Regions from separate parts of the Homo sapiens genome. Here all the other regions are linked to region 1. Evidence: chromatin contacts called from ENCODE Hi-C data. All regions are on one chromosome and are shown on one strand. Each heading gives the region's core, a stretch centred on a gene start or an enhancer-like site at or near the end of the contact. The rest is flanking DNA. Distances are from core to core; before and after follow the strand shown. Region 1 holds the start of MIR3681HG (MIR3681 host gene). Region 2 overlaps MIR3681HG (MIR3681 host gene). Region 3 overlaps MIR3681HG (MIR3681 host gene).

Region 1 (3,166 bases), core at 353-2,852:
TCTGCTAGGACTGATGTCCTTATAAGAAGAGATTTGGGTACAGACATGCATGCCCACAAAGACAAGACCATGGGAAGACACAGCAATAAGATGGCTGTCTACAAACCAAGCAGGAACCAGCCCTGCCAGAAATTGGAAAGATGCAATCCTCGATCTTGGATTTTTAGCCAAAAATAAATTTCTGTTGTTGAATCCACCCCGTCTATAGTATTTTGTTATGGCCACCCTAACAAACGAATATACTTCCTTTCTAAGGAAATGGGTCAAAAACAAAATTTAAAAAAAAAAAAGGAAATCTAGATTTTTCACCTATTTGGTGACTTTAGGTTGTGTTCTCTACCATATGTCAAGAAGTTAAGAAGGAAAAAGTAAAAGTAGTTAAATGTGCAGCCTGGGCAACATGGCAAGACCCTATCTCTACAAAAAATTAAAAAACTAGCCAGGTGTGGTGGCATGCACCTGTCATCACAGCTACTCAGGAGACTGAAGTGGGAGAATCAGGAGCCCGGGAGGTCATGGCTGCAGCGAGCCATGTTTGTGCCATTGCATTCCAGCCTCAGCAACAGAGCAAGACCCTGTCTCAAAAAAAAAAAAAAAAAAGGAGTCCAATGTGTAGCCAATACGTTTGTATGTGGCTGTGTGTAGAGATGTGTGCTTAAAGCTAAAGGAGTTACTAAGATATCCGATATTCATCCTTTTTATATTTTCTAAAAAATATTCATTGAGAAGACTAGCCATGTGCTAGCCACCATGCTTATAATGTATTGTTTACTTTAATCTTGTCCTTTTCCTTATAATCCTACCAGTGTTAGGAATTCATAGCCCCATTTCCACTCTAGAAAAAAATAAAAGACTCACACTTTATGTGACTTACCCAAGGTCAGGGAACTGGCATGGGACAGAGCACAGTTTCCAACACAGGCCTCTCCAGCTTCAAAGACTGCATACACATCCAGCACATGTCCTTGCCTCTGTAATATAAGAAGAATTGCAAATGTTTCACACCACAGTATACCCAGATCTGTTCAAAACACATGTTAACTCATCTACGGCTCTGTGCCTAGCCCTTTAAGGTAGGTACTATTATTTTTTATAATCCCCATTTTACAGATGAAAAAATGTGTTGAGGAACTCAGCCTGGGTCCCACACTTCATCTTATTAAATTAACAAACAGCATGTGGCAGAGCTGATCTCTGCACCCAGCTCAAGGACAGTGTGATCATCACCTGCATGTGTTTGGCTTCCAAATGAGGGAAATGAACCCAATGGCCCTTTGCACCCTTTCCACCCCTGGGATTTTATTGCTCTGACTTCAACTGATCAACAAAACAGACAAGACTAAATGTTAACATGTTTTTAAACACATAGAGACTCTTCTCTTAGAGGGGAGGGAAATTAACCCTCCTTTAACACAAAATTTGACCTCAATTAACCAAAAATTTTTGTTCTGTGTTTTTACGGAGACCATTGTCATAGCTGAGAAACCCACCAATAGCTAAGCATATTTAGCCACAGAAACTCCTACAGTAACTATGGCTCTTGTGAGCCAGGCCTCATCATGGCTGTGTCAATTTCCCTCTGCACTGAGTGAGGGGTCCCGGAACACAAAGGCAGAGGCCGCCTGGTTCCAACCTTCGATTACGTCATCCTGATGGAATGTGGACACCATTGTGAGGACTTTCTGCTTAAGCCTTGTTTTATTTAAGTTTCTAACATTCTTGGAGACTTAAATCTCATCTACAGTTGCTTGGAATCCAGGCTTCAGTTGGATTATTGAAGGGATGCAGTAAACTTATCCTCCTAAAAGCTGAACTCAGCAAATGGTTAAGCCAAAGCTATCCTGCCCCAAGGCTCAAAGCAAATCTTTCAGCTCATTACATTTAAAAGATTGCTAGCAGTCAGCAGCCTTTAGATTTATGTAACACTAAGTTATACACAGTAAAAGCATGTGCTAGTTACATAACAATGTTCACATGAATGGTTAAAATGGGACAGGTAAATCAGATGCAGAAAACCAGGACAAAAAGGCTCCCAGCAGCTTTAAAATATATTGTTTAAATTCATAGCAAGGAGATAATTTTTTTCCTTTTCTCTCCAACAATGACAGACATTTACCGAGTGCTCACAAAAGGCCAGGCATTTCTGCAACACGGGTCAGTAGAAGGAGCAAAGCCTTTGGAGTGAGGTTCAAGTGTAATTGGTATGTGACACTTGGCAAGTTTCTCCAGCCTCAGTTTACCCATCCACAAAATGGAGCTAGCCATGCCTACCTTATAGAATCAATGTGAGAATTAAATGAATCATGTTGCCAAGTGTCTGACATAAAATATATGCTCAATAAAGACCAGTTTCTTAGTCTGCTGCTCTTAGCTGATTTGGTCTAATACCCTGCAAGCCTGGGAATGTGGTATTATTATAATCCCCGTTTACCAGGTAAGGAAACTGGAGGTCTCTGCCAGGGTGACGTTGCTGTCATGGGGCAGAGGGGCTTTAATACATAACTCATTAGAGGCATATCTCAATTTTGCAACTCACAAACCTGCAGTTTGTGCAGGTCTTTCAGCTTCTCTGCTTTTCCTCTGGCTGCCTGCCATTTGGCACTTTCCCTGCTAATTAGCACCTCGACCACAGTACAGCAGGGGAAATCCAAAAGGGTGAGCTTCGGTTAGTAGCTGAATCATGTGGTTTAAGAGCTCTAGGGGAGAGACTTTTCTTTTTTTAAGTTTGGTAAAGAAAGAGATGGCATCTAAGCAGTGACACGAATATTTTTAATTATATTTGGAATTCAGTTCTCTATTATCGTGGCCTCCCACTAATAGGTAATTGAGAATGGATCATTATATTTAAGAAGCTGTCTGATCTTCAAGGTGATTAAACTTTATTTATATGCTGAGACTTTAAGTGAGAATGTGTCTCAAAATCATATCAGAATTCCTATTCATCTTAGCTATTACCACCAAATTGCACTTCTCTGTATTTATGATATGAAATTCACATGTCAAAGTTCTAGCCCCTAATGTGACTGTATTTGAAGACAGAGCCTTTACAGGCTTAGTTAAGGTTATAAGTGTGGGGTCCTAGTCCAATAGGGCTGGTGTCCTTACAAGAAGAGGACATTTGGCTGGAGACATGCATGCCTCTGAGACAAGACCATGTGAAGACACA
Region 2 (3,317 bases), core at 75-2,574, 290 kb before region 1:
GTGATGTTGGGCGTTACTCAAGCTCTCCCACTCCCCGTGGGAGGCTGGGAGCATCAATTCTGTTAGCGAACTACCTCCTGTATTCTCAGCCATGGCTTCATCTTCTCTCTTTCACCCCAGAACGAATGCCCACTGTTTGGCATTGCTGGCCTACTCTCTCAATCCCCTCTTTTTGGAAAACCTCTACATGTTCTTCCATCCAGATGTGGGTGATAATTCTGCCATTCAACTACGGCAACCTAGCCCTGCCTGACCTCAGCAAGGCCGGCATCTGAGCTGTCTGCCTCCTAATACTGTAAAATAGGCCGAGTCACCCTCATATGACAATTGAGGAGCTAAAGTTCACAGCGAGTCAGGGACTTGCAGAAGTCCTACAGCTGGATTTAAACCCAAGCCTTTGTAACTCCAAAGCCGGCACTTGGCCCATTAAACCACCTTCATTCATGCATAAGTAAAGTTGGAAAGTTTCATTATTTCCCATCCAGAGGAAACTTTAAAACCTTCCTCCACCCCCAGCTCCACAACTCCACTGGCATCTCCACAGTGGCAAAGCTTTTGTGTGTGTGAATATAAACAAGCGGTAATGAATGGGAAACATACTGAACTACTGACCTTTCAAAGTTCTGGAATTCTATGAATTAAATCTTCTTTGTTTAAAAATTTGAACCTATTGTTTCCCCCTTGATCCCTGAGCAATATAGCTTCTCCAGAAGCAAGAGCAGGCCATCTGATTATAACAAATGTTAGAATATCTTTTCTGAGGTATAATTTTATCCAATAGGACATAGGGAGCCATTGAAGGTTTTTCAGTGGGACAGGCACATGACCATCTCTATATTTAGGAAACAGCAATGTAGAAGATGGGTCTGCAAGTTGGCACTGGTGCCAAGGAAACCACTGAGGCAAAACAAGAAACGAAGGAGAATTAAACAAATGCTGAAGAGGTATGGAGAGAGAGGAAGGAACATTGAGGAGGAATATTATTCCTCACCAGAATGCATGCTCCAAGAAAGCAGAAACATATCATACTTACTCACTGCTCTGTTTTTAGCACCCAGAACAATGTTTGGCAAATAGTCAATGCTCAAAGAATGTTTTAAATTTTGTAAACATTGTCATGGAGGACTGAAAGAATGTTGAGTGTTTTAGTAAGAAAGAGACGGCAGTCAGCACACCTAAGAATCATTTCAGGATCATGCCTGGGGACTGAGGGAAAAATTGGGGAGGAAAACCGAAAGGAAGTCATACACATGAAATAAACATCAAGTACTCTTCTGCAACTGCTCAAGGCATCCATTGTGACACCCTGGCAATCAGCGCTCCAGGAAGAGGCAGGCACAAACCTGCCTGGGAATTGTATAAGAACCTTCCAGCCATCCAGGTAGGTAATATCACAGCAGCCTCTGATCATTCCCACTTCTTTACTGTTGATAACCAGTTGCAAACATCTATTGATTAAACATCTGCATTATCTCTTGCATCTCCTTGCCATAGTTTGGATGTTTGACCCCCTACAATTCTCAGGTTGAAACTTGATCCCCAGTGTTAGAGGAGGCCTAATAGGAGGTGTTTGGATCATGGGAGTGGATCCCTCATTAATAGATTAATGCCCTTCCTGGTAAGAGTCATGAGTAAGTGCTTGCTCTATTCATTCCTACAAGAGCTGGTTGGGAAAAAAAAAAAAAAAAACAAAACAAAACGTAGAACCTCCCCTGTCTCTTTCTCTCTTGCTCTCTCTCTCTCTCTGTCTCACCTCTTCTCTTGCTTTGTGATGTCTGTACATACTAGTTCCCCTTCTTCCACCATGAGTGGAAACAGCCTGTGGCCCTCATCAGATGCAGATGCTGGTGCCATGCTTCTTGTAGTCTGCAGAACTGTGAGCCAAATAAACCTCTTTTTGTTATAAACTACCCAGCATCAGATATTCCTTTACAAGAACACAAAACAGACTAAGACATCCCTCCTCCCCATCTCCATTATCACTACCCTAGCTCACTCTTCATCACCCTCAGGGCTTTCAGCTGAACCATGGGCACTGTATCACTGAGCAATATAGCTTCTTCAGGAGCAAGAGCAGAACATCTGATTATAGCAGATGTTAGGATGTTTGCTTCTGAGATATGATTTTATCCAATAGGAAACAGGGAGCCATTGAATGTTTTCGAGTGGGACAGACACAGGATCATGTCTGTGCTTAAAAAATCAGCAATGTGGAAGATGGGTCTGCAAGTTGGCATTGCTGCCATGGGGACCACTGGGGCAAAAAAAAAGGAAATGAGCACTATAGTTCATTTGTCAGGGATGCCATCTCCCCGACACCATGTGCTCTAGACACTGCTCACCCTCAAAGTCACTAACAGATTATTCTTTACTTAAGTATAGTTATGATTACGGTGACCTCCTACTCAAAACTACTCTAGCCTTCCTTTTGCCTAGCAAATCTCCATTTCTTGACTTACCACCAAGACTCTTCCATATGTGTCCTCAATCGTGCCAGTCAGCCTCATTTCCCACCACCGATTTTCATACCCCATTTCCATCAAACCATTCTCACTCTAGTTTCTGTACATTTTCTCCCTGTTTCCTTAACTAGGAATACCATTCATCATATACTGCAGTTGCCATTTTTTTCTGCAAAGCATTCCCTCAGCCTTCTCTTTGACTCTTCAAGGGAACTTATTTGAAACCCTTTTATGATAACAATCACTTTCTGCCTTAGATTATGCTCATCTATGCACATATCTTATTTTTTCTAATAGACCCTGAGTCCTCAAAAACTAGGATTTGTATTATTTTTAACCCTCCAGAGGCCTAGTCCTTTATTTGACCTAATTTGTAATTCAGTAAAAGGAAATGAATAAATTAAGGACAGTCTGGTTTTAATTATTATATAAAAATAGGTCCAACAAAAACATCACTCTAGAGTCCATAGAAGTGGATGATCAGGACTTAAAAGCAGATCGCACACTGTTCTAGCTGGGAAAATATGCTGGAATAGTGAAACTACTATTTAAATGGAAAGTGTCTAATGGTTTTTGCCATGGAAGTTTGCATATTTATGTTAACTGCAAAGATAAAGAGAATACGAGCACATATGTGGTGGTGAATTGCTAGATTAAGAAATACAGAGACCATCCTTCAAGAAAACCATGAGGCTGGTGGGGGCTGATGAGACTCTTGACACTTTGTGAAAAACTTCCAAATAATGCAGTGTAGGCTGCAAGCACTGACATACAACTGATGTCTGATTCAGAAACAACAACTAATAATAAGATCTAAGAGTTAATGATTACTCTCTATGTGCTCAGAAACTTCTA
Region 3 (3,069 bases), core at 453-2,952, 490 kb before region 1:
CAACATCTACTCCATTAACAATGTATTTATTTACCTGACTCCTGTCTTTCTTTCTGCACTGCATAGCTGGGTGTGCAGGGATTCCTGTCCTTGAGATGGGGAACTTCATGGCTTGGGGGAGATTAGTTTAGTTCACCCCATGATGAGGACACAGTGCAGGTGGGATGTCCAGGCAGAGCTGGCCTCCTACTACTGTTGGAAGAGAGTTTCCTGGAACTCAGAGGGCCCAAGGCAGAGATTTCAATGTTAAATCCCTTCAATTTTTATAAAATAATTAACATACAGGAATGGGAAAAGCACGTCACTAATAACGGAGAGAAGAGCCCTTAAGTTTGAAAGGTAGGCTCCTACTGAGGGGCCTGAGAATTTAAAGGGTAATTGTTCGATAAAAAGAGAATCATGGCTGCCATGTTATCTATTTCTATGGCATACTTATTTAAAACCGTCATCTAGAGAGCACGATTAAAGTATGTTAAACCCAAGTCATCTGTTTCCTTTTCCCTGGATTTTTGGGTGATTCTTTTGACAATTCTGGGTCCCACTGACTTAGACTTGTGGTTTTAAGCTATTATTGGTGAACCTCAAACCAGATGTTTCACGTGGGAGAGAGGCAATGTGGGAAGGCATGGTGGCATTTACATGCAGAGGCAGAAAGGTTGAATCAGCAAAGATTTCTGAGTCGTCTCATGCTCAGATATGACGTGCAGAGCAGTATCGTGGGGGCCACACCACGAATCTGGGAACCTGACTTCCAGGGCCAGCCCTGGTTCTGTCTTGCTGTTGTGTGGCTTTCAAGGGGCAAGTTACTTCCTCTACCTCAGGCCCTATGTCCTTCATTTGAAAGCTTTCTGCCAGTTGCCAATTCTCTAATTCCCTTTTCAATTCCAAGTTGTCTGATGTCAACTTTGTGTCCCATTTGCCCCCTTCCAGAATGTTCTTGCACACACCTCGGTCTGGTAACTCATTTCTTGAATTCTTTAGTTCATAGATTTGTATACATTCATCTTCTCAGCAGCAGTGCCTTCCCCTGACTTCCTGAGTCCACACATTATTCAAGCTTCAGTTACTCTTTCCCTCAGGGAGAGACTTTGGTTGACTTCTGGTCATGTTCTAATTCACCAATACAAAATTTTGATTCCTTAAGAAATCTAAATTCATTAAATATTAGGCTTATGCAGGATCCTCAGAAATCCACTAATTTTACATGGAGAGTAAATGAGGACGGCATAGACTTGACAGATAATAGAGATTCCACAATTTTTTTCAATTGTGTTGAATATATTTCTAGAACTTAATAGAAAACATCTATTTAGAATTTCCCTCCAAGACATAAGTTTTCTCTTCTTCCTAGCATTCCCTCCTTACTATTAGAGTTCATGGTAACCTTGAGAAATTAAAATGTTGCAAAGCCCATGCCCTCACCTCCACGGAGACACTGATAGGGAGGTGGTGTAAAGAATACTGGGATTAAAACTCAAGCTCTGTCTCTGACATTCATTCACTGTATGACCTTAGGAACATCAATTATCTTGTAAGGGTAAACTCTCTGTTTCCTTTTTCCTACTTCTCTGTTCAATTCCTAAGTGTGAAACCACTGGCGTATGAAGGCCCTGTGTAAATTGCAAGGAGCTGTACAAATGCAAGCTACTTTTGATAGGCAGAGAGGCCAAGTGCCTGCATGTGATGTAGTAGTTGCATGTGTGTGTAAGCAGGGGGTGTTATATATTTCACAACTGCTTGACTGAGATATAATTCACATGCCATATAATTCTTCTATTTAAAATGTATTTTTAATCAGTGAGATGTTCACTTCTGCCAAATTTATGTGGCACTAAGGCATCTTCTTTTCTTTTTATTGGCTTTATTGTATAGCTGGTTTCATCCAGGCTCATAGAAGCAAAAGCTCTGTCAGGTGACCTGGTTTGCAAGGCCCCAGCACCCCCGGCTTTCGGTATGAGTCGTCCTGATGTTCTTTTGCCTGTTCAGTCAGTGGAGGGGCAGGAAGGGGAAGGGTGGAGGAGAGTTCCCACCCTTTCCTGCCTAACAGCAGAGACCTCAAACCTGCACCAGCAAACAAAGGAGTAAGGGTTTCATGTATTTTGTGTTTCTTATTGCCTGATCCTAAACTTAAAACCATCTTTCATCTTGTTAAATTGTCAACTGTCCTTCTTTCTGTGTTTTTAAAATTATTTTAACAAGTCAAAATTGCCTGACTACTTGCAAGAGTACATCAGTAATACAAAATTACTACCAGAACAGAAAGTGGCATCAATAAATATCTGCATCCTATTCAGCTTTAGACAATGATTGTTAAAATTAACCATTGTTACTAATTTAACATGTAACTTACGACATGGAATACCTTTTCTCCCTACTAAGGCAAAAAAAAAAAAAAAGGACTCCAATTGGTCTTGACAGTACATGAGCCATTTTTATTGGAACACAGCATTATTTTTCAAAATTAATCTTGTTCATCACATCTAAAGTGGCTCCAGACCAAAACATAAGAGAGCTGCCAATTGATAGATCATTGACAGTGCTGGCTGCACTGTGACAGCTAAGACAGAGCCCCCAGGTAGCAGGGAGGTGAAAGGCCCTGTTGAGAGCTGAAGCTCAAACTTGTAGACTCTTTGTTCCTCTAACTCTCTCTAGCTTGGATTCTTCAGTCCTTTCTCAGGAGCTCAGTTTCCTCCCTAAACATTGGAAGAGAGTCAGGGTCTCTTCAATGCCCCGTGAGTTGTGGGAGGCTGCATTTCCACAATTCTAAGACCCAGCAGAACAAGAAGATGCACAGCCCCCATGTGTCTGCAGAAAAATGGGTGCCTATAGGCATGAAAAGTCAGACATGTCGAGACTTATCTCATTCCTTTCACCTAATTTTATAAATTCAAGGACATTTCCCAAGCTTTCTGCATATTCATAAAGAACACAGCAAAATTTGTCATTAAGTTTGATCGCCTCTTCTTTCAGCACCTGAGACTGTCTCCTTTCCACCCATACACCGTCAGATGTTACTTGGCATTAATGGAGTTTTGAGTCTATACCAGAAACAGATGAGGCAAGTTTGCT

The links. A loop is a pair of places that touch in the nucleus more often than their neighbours do. Pooled maps may share reads with other maps.
Region 2: a map with no recorded cell type shows a loop between it and region 1 (2.2-fold over the local background). The contact joins the enhancer-like site here to the promoter of MIR3681HG in region 1. A Hi-C loop is called at or near these places in 12 of 37 single-sample maps with no recorded cell type and 13 of 50 pooled maps.
Region 3: a map with no recorded cell type shows a loop between it and region 1 (14-fold over the local background). The contact joins the enhancer-like site here to the promoter of MIR3681HG in region 1. A Hi-C loop is called at or near these places in 9 of 37 single-sample maps with no recorded cell type and 7 of 50 pooled maps.

What each region holds. Positions count from the first base shown.
Region 1 is chr2:12,005,552-12,008,717 of GRCh38, reverse strand. It overlaps MIR3681HG (MIR3681 host gene), which reads right to left and starts at 1,602. Exons shown (of 6, transcript NR_110196.1): 1 at 1,491-1,602; 2 at 875-971. RefSeq lists enhancers at 40-89, 1,521-1,815, 2,324-2,373.
Region 2 is chr2:12,298,183-12,301,499 of GRCh38, reverse strand. All of the region lies in intron 3 of MIR3681HG (MIR3681 host gene), which reads right to left. Among named protein-coding and RNA genes, the nearest start is that of MIR3681, 100 kb to the right of the region's middle. Within about 2 kb of position 1,324, at least 2 of the 41 ENCODE cell types and tissues checked have a DNase peak (open chromatin) inside an H3K27ac peak, as active enhancers do.
Region 3 is chr2:12,500,549-12,503,617 of GRCh38, reverse strand. The region is part of intron 4 of MIR3681HG (MIR3681 host gene); the gene reads right to left. Among named protein-coding and RNA genes, the nearest start is that of TRIB2, 210 kb to the left of the region's middle. Within about 2 kb of position 1,702, at least 9 of the 41 ENCODE cell types and tissues checked have a DNase peak (open chromatin) inside an H3K27ac peak, as active enhancers do.